Linked DNA regions of Homo sapiens: region 1 is linked to region 2. A link is an interaction called in ENCODE POLR2A ChIA-PET data of the cell type or tissue named here. Cell type or tissue: CD4-positive, alpha-beta T cell. All regions are shown on one strand. Region 1 has its middle 9.0 kb from the start of SLC35G1. Region 2 has its middle 66 kb from the start of SLC35G1.

Evidence for each region. Peaks named below come from ENCODE experiments on the same cell type or tissue, not always from the same donor. Only the 100,000 strongest peaks of a DNase experiment are listed, where the experiment ranks them.
Region 1: POLR2A ChIA-PET joins it to region 2 with 7 read pairs; 3 of 35 experiments call an interaction of 5 or more read pairs at or near these places.

Annotation. Positions count from the first base shown.
Region 1 is chr10:93,882,500-93,887,499 of GRCh38, reverse strand. No RefSeq gene overlaps it. Among named protein-coding and RNA genes, the nearest start is that of SLC35G1, 9.0 kb to the left of the region's middle. In CD4-positive, alpha-beta T cell, no CTCF peak of the experiment used is centred here; no DNase peak of the experiment used is centred here.
Region 2 is chr10:93,825,097-93,830,096 of GRCh38, reverse strand. No RefSeq gene overlaps it. Among named protein-coding and RNA genes, the nearest start is that of SLC35G1, 66 kb to the left of the region's middle. In CD4-positive, alpha-beta T cell, no CTCF peak of the experiment used is centred here; a DNase peak (open chromatin) is centred at 2,856.

The DNA.
Region 1 (5,000 bases), 57 kb before region 2:
CTGAGGAAATTTTAAAATATTTCTTGTAGAGTAGATCTGCTGGCAACAAATTCTCTGTTTTTGTTTGTCTAAAAAATGTATTTCTATTTTGTGTTTTGAGGAATATATGTGTTGGATATACAGTTATAGGTTGACAGTTTTTTTCTTTCAAGACCTTGAAAATCTTGTTCTATTTTCTTCTGGCTGACTTGTCTCTGATGATAAATCAGTGTTAATATTATCTTTGTCCCACTGTTTTTTCTGGCAACTTTTTTTTTAAAGGTGATCAACCTTATGTCATTTATATTTTATTTTATATTTTTAACTTTTTTTATTTTTAATTTTTATGGGTACATAGTAGGTGTATATATTGATGGAGTACATGAGGTATTTTGTTACAGGCACATAATGTGTAATAACCCCATCAGGGTAAATCCATCACTTTAAGAATTCATCATTTCTTTGTGTTACTAACATTTCAATTATACCCCCTCAGTTATTCCAAAATGTGTAACAAATTATTGCTGACTGTAGTCACCCTTTAGTGTTATCAAATACGAAATCATATTCATTGTATCTAAGTAATTTTTGTACCTACTCACCATCCCTTTTTCCTACCCCTGCCCACACTACACTTCCCAGCCTCTGGTAACCATCCTCCTACTCTCTGTCTCCATGAGTTCAATTGTTTTAAATTTAGCTCCCACAAATGAGTGAGAACATGTGAAGTTTGTCTTTCTGTGCCTGGCTTACTTCACTTAACATAATGTCCTCCAGTTCCAGCCACGTCATTGCAAATGACAGAATCTTATTCTTTTTTATGACTGAAAAGTATTCCACTGTGTATATGTACCACATTTTCTTTATCCATTCATTTGTTGATGGGCACTTAGGTTGATTCCAAATCCTGGCTATTGTGAATAGTGCTGCAATAAACATGGGCGTATAGATATCTCTTTGATATATTAATTTTCTTCCTTTTGGGTGTATACTTAGCAGTGGGGTTGATGGATCATATGGTAGTTCTATTTTAGTTTGTTGAGGAACCTCATACTGTTTTTATAGTGGCTGTACTAATTTACATTCCCACCAATATTGTATGAGGATTTCTCTTTCTCCACATCTTCACCCACATTCATTATTGCCTGTCTTTTTGATAAAAAAATATTTTAACTGGGGTGAGATGATATTTCATAGTAGGTTTAATTTGCACTTCTGTGGTGATCAGTGATTTTGAGCGCATTTTCATATACCTGTTTGCCATTTGGTGTCTTCTTTCGAGAAATGTCTATTCAGACCTTAAGCTCATTTTAAAATCAGACTATTAAATTTGTTTTGTTTCCTATTAAGTTGTTTGAGCTCCTTATATATTTGGGTTATTAATCCTTTGCCAGATGGGTAGTTTACAAATATTTCCACCCATTCTGTGGGTCATCTCTTCACTTTGATGATTGTTGCCTTTGTTGTGCAGAAGTTTTTTAATGTGATCCTCTTTGTCCTTCGTTGCTTTGGCAGCCTGTGCTTTTGGGGTACTGCTCAAGAAATTTCTGCCCAGACCAATGTCCTGGAGAGTTTCTCCAAAGTTTTATTTTAGTAGTTTCATAGTTTTGGGTATGAAATTTAAGTCTTTAATCCATTTTGATTTTATTTTTCTATATGGTGAGAGATAGGGGTCTAGTTTCATTCTGCTGTGTATTTATTGCAACATTTATTGAAGAGACTGTCTTTTCCCCATTGAATGTTTTTGGCAACTTTGTAAAAAATGAGTTCAGTGTAGATGTATGGACTTGTTTCTGGGTTCTCTATTCTGTTCCATTGATCTATGTGTCTGTTTTAATGCAAGTACCATCCCGTTTTGGTTACTATAGCTCTGTAGTATAACTTGAAGTCAGGTAACATGATTCCTTTAGTTTTGTTCTTTTTGTTCAGGATGGCTTTGGCTATTCTGGGTTTTTTGTGGTTCCATATACATTTTAGGATTGTTTTTTCTATATCTGTAAAGAATGTCATTGGTATTTTGATAGGGATTATATTGAATCTGTAGACTGCTTAGGGTAGTATGGACATTTTAATAATATTGATTCGTTCAATCCATGAACATGGAATATCTTTCTGTTTTTATTGTGCCCTGTTTAATTTCTTGCATCAATTTTTTATAGTTTTGATTGTAGAGATCTTTCACTTCTTTGGTTAAGTTTGTTCCTAAGTATTTTATTTGTAGCTGTTGTAAATGGAATTACTTTCTCAATTTCTTATTCAGACTGTTGCTGTTGGCATATAGAAATGCTACTGATTTTTGGCCGGGCATGGTGGCTAGCACCTGTAATCCCAGCACTTTGGGAGGCTGAGGCGGGTGGGTCACAAGGTCAGGAGATCAAGACCATCCTGGCTAACACAGTGAAACCCCGTCTCTACTAAAAAAAAAAAATACTAAAAAATTAGCCAGGCGTGGTGGCAGGCGCCTGTAGTCCCAGCTACTTGGAAGGCTGAGGCAGGAGAATGGTGTGAACCCGGGAGTTGGAGCTTGCAGTGAGCCGAGATCATGCCACTGCACTCCAGCCTGGGGGACAGAGCGAGACTCCGTCTCAAAAAAAAAAAAAAAAAAAGAAATGCTACTGATTTTTGTATGTTGATTTTGTATCCTATAACTTCACTGAATTTGTTTATCAGCTCTAATAGTTTTTTGGTGGTGTCTTTAGTTTCTTTAAATATAGGATTATATCATTTGCAAACAAAGATAATTTGACTTCTTCCTTTTCAATTTTCATGCCCTTTATTTCTTTCTCTTGTCTGATTGCTCTAGCTAGGACTTTCAGTCCTATGTTAAATAACAGTGGCGACAGTTAACATCCATTTGTTTCCAGGAATTTTTCACTTTTCTTCTTAATTTCTTCATTGGCCCACTGGTCATTCAGGAGCATATTGTTTAATTTCCGTGTGTTTGTATAGTTTCCACGTTCTTCTTGTTATTGATTTCTAGTGTTAGTCCATTGTGGTCGGAGAATATATTTTATATGATTTCGGTTTTTTTTTTTTTAATGTTTTAAGACTTTAGGCTGGATGTGGTAGCTCACGCCTGTAATGCTAGCACTTTTGGAGGCCAAGGCAGGTGGGCCACTTGAGTCCAGAGTTTGAGACCAGCCTGGGAAACATGGTAAAACTGTGTCTCTACAACAAATTACAAAAAATTAGCTGGGCATAGTGGCTTGTGCTTGTAGTCCCAGCTACCCAGGAGGCTGAGGTGGAAAGATCAGCTGAGCCTGGGAGGTCAAGGCTACAGTGAGCCATTACAGTGAGCCATGGTCACACCACTGCACTCCAGCCTGGGCAACAGAGTAAGACCCTGTCTCAATAAATAAATTAATTAAATAAATAAATATTGGCTTTACATATCTGGGTGCTCCAGCGTTGAGTGTATTTATATTTATAATCGTTATATCCTGTTGTTGAATCGATCCTTTTTCCATTATATAATGACCATCTTTGTTTGTATTTATAGTTTTTGTCTTGAAATGTATTTTATCTGATATAGGTATAGCTACTCCTGCTCTTGTTTTGATTTTCATTTGCATGGAATATCTTTTTCCATCCCTTCATTTTCAGTCCATGTGTGTCTTTGTAGGTAAAGTGTGTTTTTTGTAGGCAACAGATCACTGGGTCTTGTTTTGTTTTGTGTTTTTAATCCATGTAGCCAGTCTATGTCTTTGGTTTGGAGAGTTTAGTCCATTTACGTTCAATGTTATTAATGATAAGTAAAGACTTACTCCTACCATTTTGTTATTTGTTTTCTGGTTGTTTTGTGGTCTTCTCTTCCTTCTTTCCTTCCTGTCTTCCTTTTTTTTGGAAGTGATTTTTTTCTGGTGGTATGTTTTGATTTTTTCTTTTTTTTGTGTGTGTAACTGTTGTAGGTATTTGATTTGAGGTTACCATGAGGCTTGCAAATAACGTCTTGTAACCCATTATTTTAAGCGAATGACAACTCTGATTGCAAAATTGAACAAAGAAGCTAACAAACAAGCAAGGAGAAAACTAATACAAATTCAATACTTTAACTTCATCTCCTCTCAAGTTTTTGTTGTTTCTGTTTATATCTTATTATACTCTCTGTCTTAAAAATTTGTTGCAGTTATTATTCTTGATAGGTGCATCTTTTTAGTCTTCCTACTTAAGATAGAAGTAGTTTGCACACCACAATTACACTGTTACAGTATTCTTTATTTGTTTGTGTACTTGTTGTTACTTACCGGTAAGTTTTGTACCTTCAGATGATTTCTTATTGCTCATTAATGTCCCTTTCTTTCAGATTGAATTCCCGTTAGCATTTCTTATAGGACAGGTCTGGTGTTTAAAAAAAAAATCACTCAATTTTTGTTAGTCTGATAAAGTCTTTATTTCTCCTTCATGTTTGAAAGATATTTTCACTGGATATAATATTCCAGGATAAAAGGGTTTTTTTCAGCACTTTAAATATATCATACTACTCTTCTGGCCTGTAAGGTTTCCACTGAAAAATCTGCTGCCAGACATACTGGAGCTGCCTTATATGTTACTTATTTCTTTTGTCTTGGTGCTTTTAGGATCTTTTCTTTATCCTTGACCTTTGGGAGTTTGATTATTAAATGACTTGAGGTAGTCTTATTTGGGTTAAATTTGCTTGGTGTTGTATAACCTTCTTGTACTTGAATATTGACATCTTTCTCTAGGTTTGGAAAGTTCTTCGTTATTATCTCTTTGAATAAACTACCCTATTCTCTCTCTCTACCACCTCTTTAAGGCCAATAATTTAGATTTTCCCTTTTGAGGCTGTTTTCTAGACCATGTAAGCATGCTTCATTTTTTTTATTCTTTTTTCTTTTGACTTCACTGACTCTGTATTTTCAAATAGCCTGTCTTCAAGCTCACTAATTCTTTCTTCTGCTTGATCAGTTTTGCTGTTGAGAGATTCTGATGCATTCTTCAGTTTATCAATTGCATTGACTAGCTCCAGAATTTCTGCCTGATAATTATTTCTGCTTTTTAAT
Region 2 (5,000 bases):
TGATTAAACCCTTTGGAAGATTCCTTCTCTTATTTCCAGTGGAACATCTTGCAGCAGGAACCTGAGGCTCCATGTTGAAGCTAGGTTCCTGCATCTGCCACCTGGATCTTAAGCCACCTTGTCACTGAGTTTCAAGACCCTTCTAACAGTAAGTGCCTCCTATGACATGTGATATGGTTTGGCTGTGTCCCCACCCAAATCTCACCTTGAATTGTAATAATCCCCATATATCAAGGCAGGTGGAGATAATTGAATCATGGGGGTGGTTTCCCCCATACTGTTCTCGTGGTAATGAATAAGTCTCACGAGATCTGATGGTTTTATAAAGGGGAGTTCACCTGCACATGCTCTCTTGCCTGCTGCCATGTAAGATGTGACTTTGCTCCTTATTCACCTTCTGCCATGATTGTGAGGCCTCCCCAGCCATGTGGAACCATGAGTTAATTGAATCTCTTTCCTTTATAAATTACCCAGTCTTGGTATGTCTTTATTAGTAGCATAAAAAACAGATTAATACAACATGCTTATCCTGCCTCTAAGCCTGTAGACTCAGTTATTCTAGAATGCTCAAGCCTTTCCAATGGGCCTGTGCAAACGTTGCCTGTCATTTAAAGCTATCTCCTCCCTAAAGTCTTTCCCAGTGACTCTGACTTCTCACAGCCCCTGTTGTGGTCAGCATAATATTCTCCTTGGCTATGACTTCGTAGACCTGCATTCTTTTAAACTCTGCTCCCAGAGACTATGATGATCAGCCTGGTCCAGGAACTTACTTTCCATCTGAAGGAGATTCAAGGGGAAAGAGAAAGAGAGTGGCCAAACAGATAGAGACAGGACTGATTCTCTGCTTTCTACAGTTCTTGGTTGACTTCAGAGACAGGCCTTCCTAATTTGGATCAAACTGGTCTTTCTAGTTCAAGGCCACAGGTCATAGTATGGAAGCTTCTTAAACTTTAGGAGCAGAAGAATCACTTAGGAGGCTTACTACAAATGCAAATTTCCAGGGGTCAGCCCCAGAGGTTCTCCTTCAGTAAATCTGGTGAGTCCTGAGAATCTGCATTTATACAAGCACCCCCAGGTAATTGAGATATTGCTTATCTGTGAACATTTTGTAAAATACTTGCATAATGAAGTGCAAGGAACCATTGCCCACCTCTGCCTCTTCTGTGTAACAGGGTTCTCTATTGTAAGACAGGATCCTAAAATTCTAGTTCATCCAACAAACATTTATTTAATCCAATGTCATACTAGGCATACAGATTAGGCCATAAAAATATTTGGGACATACCTATACTAAAAAGGTATTAGTTGCTTATCTCAAATTCAAATTTAACCAGGCATTTTGTATTTTACTTGGCATTGCCAGGTGGCATGGGGCTGGGAGGAATTGCTGCAATTTGGGTCCTCTGGCAGGCAGACTGAGATGGAGTTCACTGCTCAGGATGTTTATTAGGAAGCACCCTTGAAATCAACACATGTGGAAGAGAGAAGGAAGCTAGATCAGGCTGAGAAAGAAGGCAAATTGAGATGCAGGCCCAACATCCTTGACCAGTCCAACAGGTGGCTGTGAGCCAAAAAGCATCAGAATTGCTCTGCAATGGACTGAAATAGCTGGGACTTTATACGCCGGCTTTCATCCATTACTGAGTACAAGCCATCCCAGGAAGAGTGTAACACTAGGCAAGGCAGCTCTTTGCAGCTGAGGCAGGAGCTGAAGGGGCAGCAGCACTCTTAGCAGCCAGGTAAGTCCTTCTTTGAGTGGGGATCCCTCTTCTTTGAAGGCAGGGAATCTCAGCCGGGTGCGATGGCTCATGCCTGTAGTCACAGCACTTTGAGGGACCGAGCTGGGTAGATCAGTTGAGGTCAGGAGTTTGAGACCAGCCTGGCCAACATTGTGAATCCATCTCTACTAAAAATACTATATATATATCTAAATTAGCTGGGTGTGGTGGTGGGCGCCTGTAATCCTAGCTACTCTGGAGGCTGAGGCAAGAGAATCACTTGAACCCAGGAGGCAGAGGCTGCAGTGAGCTGAGATTGTGCCACTGCACTCCAGCCTGGGTAACAGAACAAGAGTTTGTCTCAACACACATGCACACACACACACACACCCCACAAAAATGTAGTGAATCTCTGTGGCCCCTACAAGAGTCTGAGATCTAGCTACGAAGCCAGTCTGTGGGTTCCATCCATTAAAAATTAATGTGATCTTATTTTATGCTTGAGAGATCATAACACCTGGATATAGTGGTTACATTGATTCAGCCAGAAGCCTCTGGCCTACAATAGTATACCACCGCTGGCTTTTTTGAGCTACTTCACAGTGTGATATTTTTGTGGACACCAATTTTCAAACCTCCACAACCCAGAAAATAGAATTGTCCAAAGTGAATGAGTGATTCATGGTGGAAACTCTCAGGGTTTAAGGAACAGAGCTGATGGAAAGCTGTGACAACCAGCTAATCATGAGGTGATCAACGCCTTTCATTCCAACAGTAGATTGTGACCAGGATAGTTTACCTAACACTGTCTCGGGGTTGCTGTATTTCCCATTCTTCATCCACTTATTCAGCCAACTGGTGCTAATTGACCTTTGGGCACAGAAATAAGAGCTCTTATTCCTTACGTATAGAATTCCTGAAAGCTTCCTATTATTAATAGGACAGCTTGAGTGAAGATGGAAAGGTTGTTCTTGATACTTAATATGTTTAGGTATTTCACTTTTTCATATCTTCCAATGCCTCATTTGCCTTTCTTTGAAGCATCACAGCCTCTCTTTCCTCTACATCAATAATTTATATATTTAAAAAAACCGCACTGGTTTCCATAGCAACTTCAAAGGTGAACAGCTCATCTAGGCCAGGAGGATCTTCAGAAACTGTTTATGATAAAATCACCAGGTCTTCTAGAGAAAAAAAAAAAAAAGCCAGCGACTTAAAACATTTAAAAGCTAACACTGTGGGAGAATACCTCCCCCCAAAACATGCGCGCATGCACACGCACACGCACACACACATACACACACACACGAGAGAGAGAGAGAGAGAGAAAGAGAGTGGCCTGATGGTGTACTGTGGAATTTGGTGCATTCTGGCATCTTTTTACAGTGTGGGAATGGGGCACAATTCCCTTAGCGACGTAGGCACAACACTATGCTGGGGGATGTGGGACTGGAGAAAAGGAATGAACCCTAACAAAAATGAGAATAATATTTTCCTGCTATAAAGTTTCATGGGGACCTCTTGGGTGCCCAGGGCTGAGTTCCTCATCTTTGTCAAATGTTGGAAGAATGCTTAAGATTCGATTATCATATTTCTGATTTTGTAGAGGAAGAATACAGGCTTAGAGAAAAATGGTATTTTGGAGAGCAAAGGCCAGAAGAACAGAAAATAGAGAGAAGGCGGGTGGCCATGAAAATGTACCACTCAGGTCTCCTACTGTGAAGAGCAAAATTGCCTGACTGGCCCCAGGTGCTGCTTCCGGATTCAGCACCACAATGTGCTGAGCCACACTCCCCAGGGGGCTGATCCCTGGGACGGCTGAGCATAGCAGAGGCACTAAGGCAAGCCCACTCCAGCAAGAGGCGTGTGGCTCTGACTCGAGGACTGTGGTTTGAGACGCTTCCTCCCCAGTGCTCCTTCCTGTCCAATTTCTTTCCCTGGGAGTCAGCCTGCATTATAGTCTGAAACTCGTCCAGCCTTCTCCCTTCCTCAATAATTCTTCTTGTGTGTCTGATTCTTCAAAAACATCTGTTTCTAGTGAACCCAAACTAGGGCACATATCATTTGAAATGGACAAAACACAGAGAAGAGTTAAGATGCATTTTGAATATGCTGGCCAAAGTCATCTTGGTCTTTAAAGGAGTGAAGAATGAAGTGAGCCTCGTGGTTCATTAAGAATTCAGCCAAATGGATGCTCAGCACCTTGGGCAGACAACTGTGTGCAGTCCATGTGCTCATGATCAAACTTGAACAACTGCTCCTTAAATTCAATGGGTGTTGACACATAATGTTAGTGACCAAACTTTAGGGAGCAGAAGGAAAACAAAATGCCAAACTTCTTTTTTTTTTTTTTTTTTTTAGATGGAGTCTCGCTCTGTCACCCAGGCTGGAGTGCAGTGGCATGATCTCGGCTCACTGCAACCTCCACCTCCCGGGTTCAAGCCATTCTCCTGCCTCAGGCTCCCGACTACAGGTGTGTGCCACCATGCCTGGCTTAATTTTTTGTATTTTTAGTAGAGACGGGGTTTCACCATGTTGGTCAGGCTGGTCTCGATCTCCTGACCTCATGACCCGCCCTCCTTAGCCTCCCAAAGTGCTGGGATTACAGGTGTGAGCCACTGCGCCTGGCCACAAAATGCCAAACTTCTTAAAAGAATAGCTTGAGTGTGTGATTCGCTTCATTGGTCTCTGTGTAACATTATAGTTTGTATAATATATAATTATATTAGAAAGCTGGATTTTCTTCCACAAATATCCCGGTATGTCTTCATTTTCCCCCTCTTTCATCCCTATGATCACGAATCACCTGAAGCCCTCATTGTTTATTACCAGACTTACTTCAACAGTCTCCTGTTGGTCTTCCTGCCTCCTTCCTCCAAGCTCCTGGGACTGGACAGTTGATTTTTCTAAACCACAGATTTGACTACATCAACCCTATGCTTAAAACCCTCCAGAGGCTCCTGCTCATTTCTTTCAAAATAAAACTGAACTCTTTAATTTGGCTTATGAGACCTTCAACGAGGCAGGTGACACCCTCTGGGTTCCACTCTCTTTACTCCTCAGCCAGACACAGGAGTTTCTTGGACTCTTAAGAGCCCTTCTTTAGAGTAGCTTGGCATATCCTGATGAAGTCCAGAGAGAGAAAGGCATGTCTCAGAGAGAACTGTGGGTGTTACTTTTGGCACATTGGGTATATATATATATATATATATATATATATATATATATATATATATATGTATGTATACCTGACCATATTTTTGAGTGACTGATACCAATTTA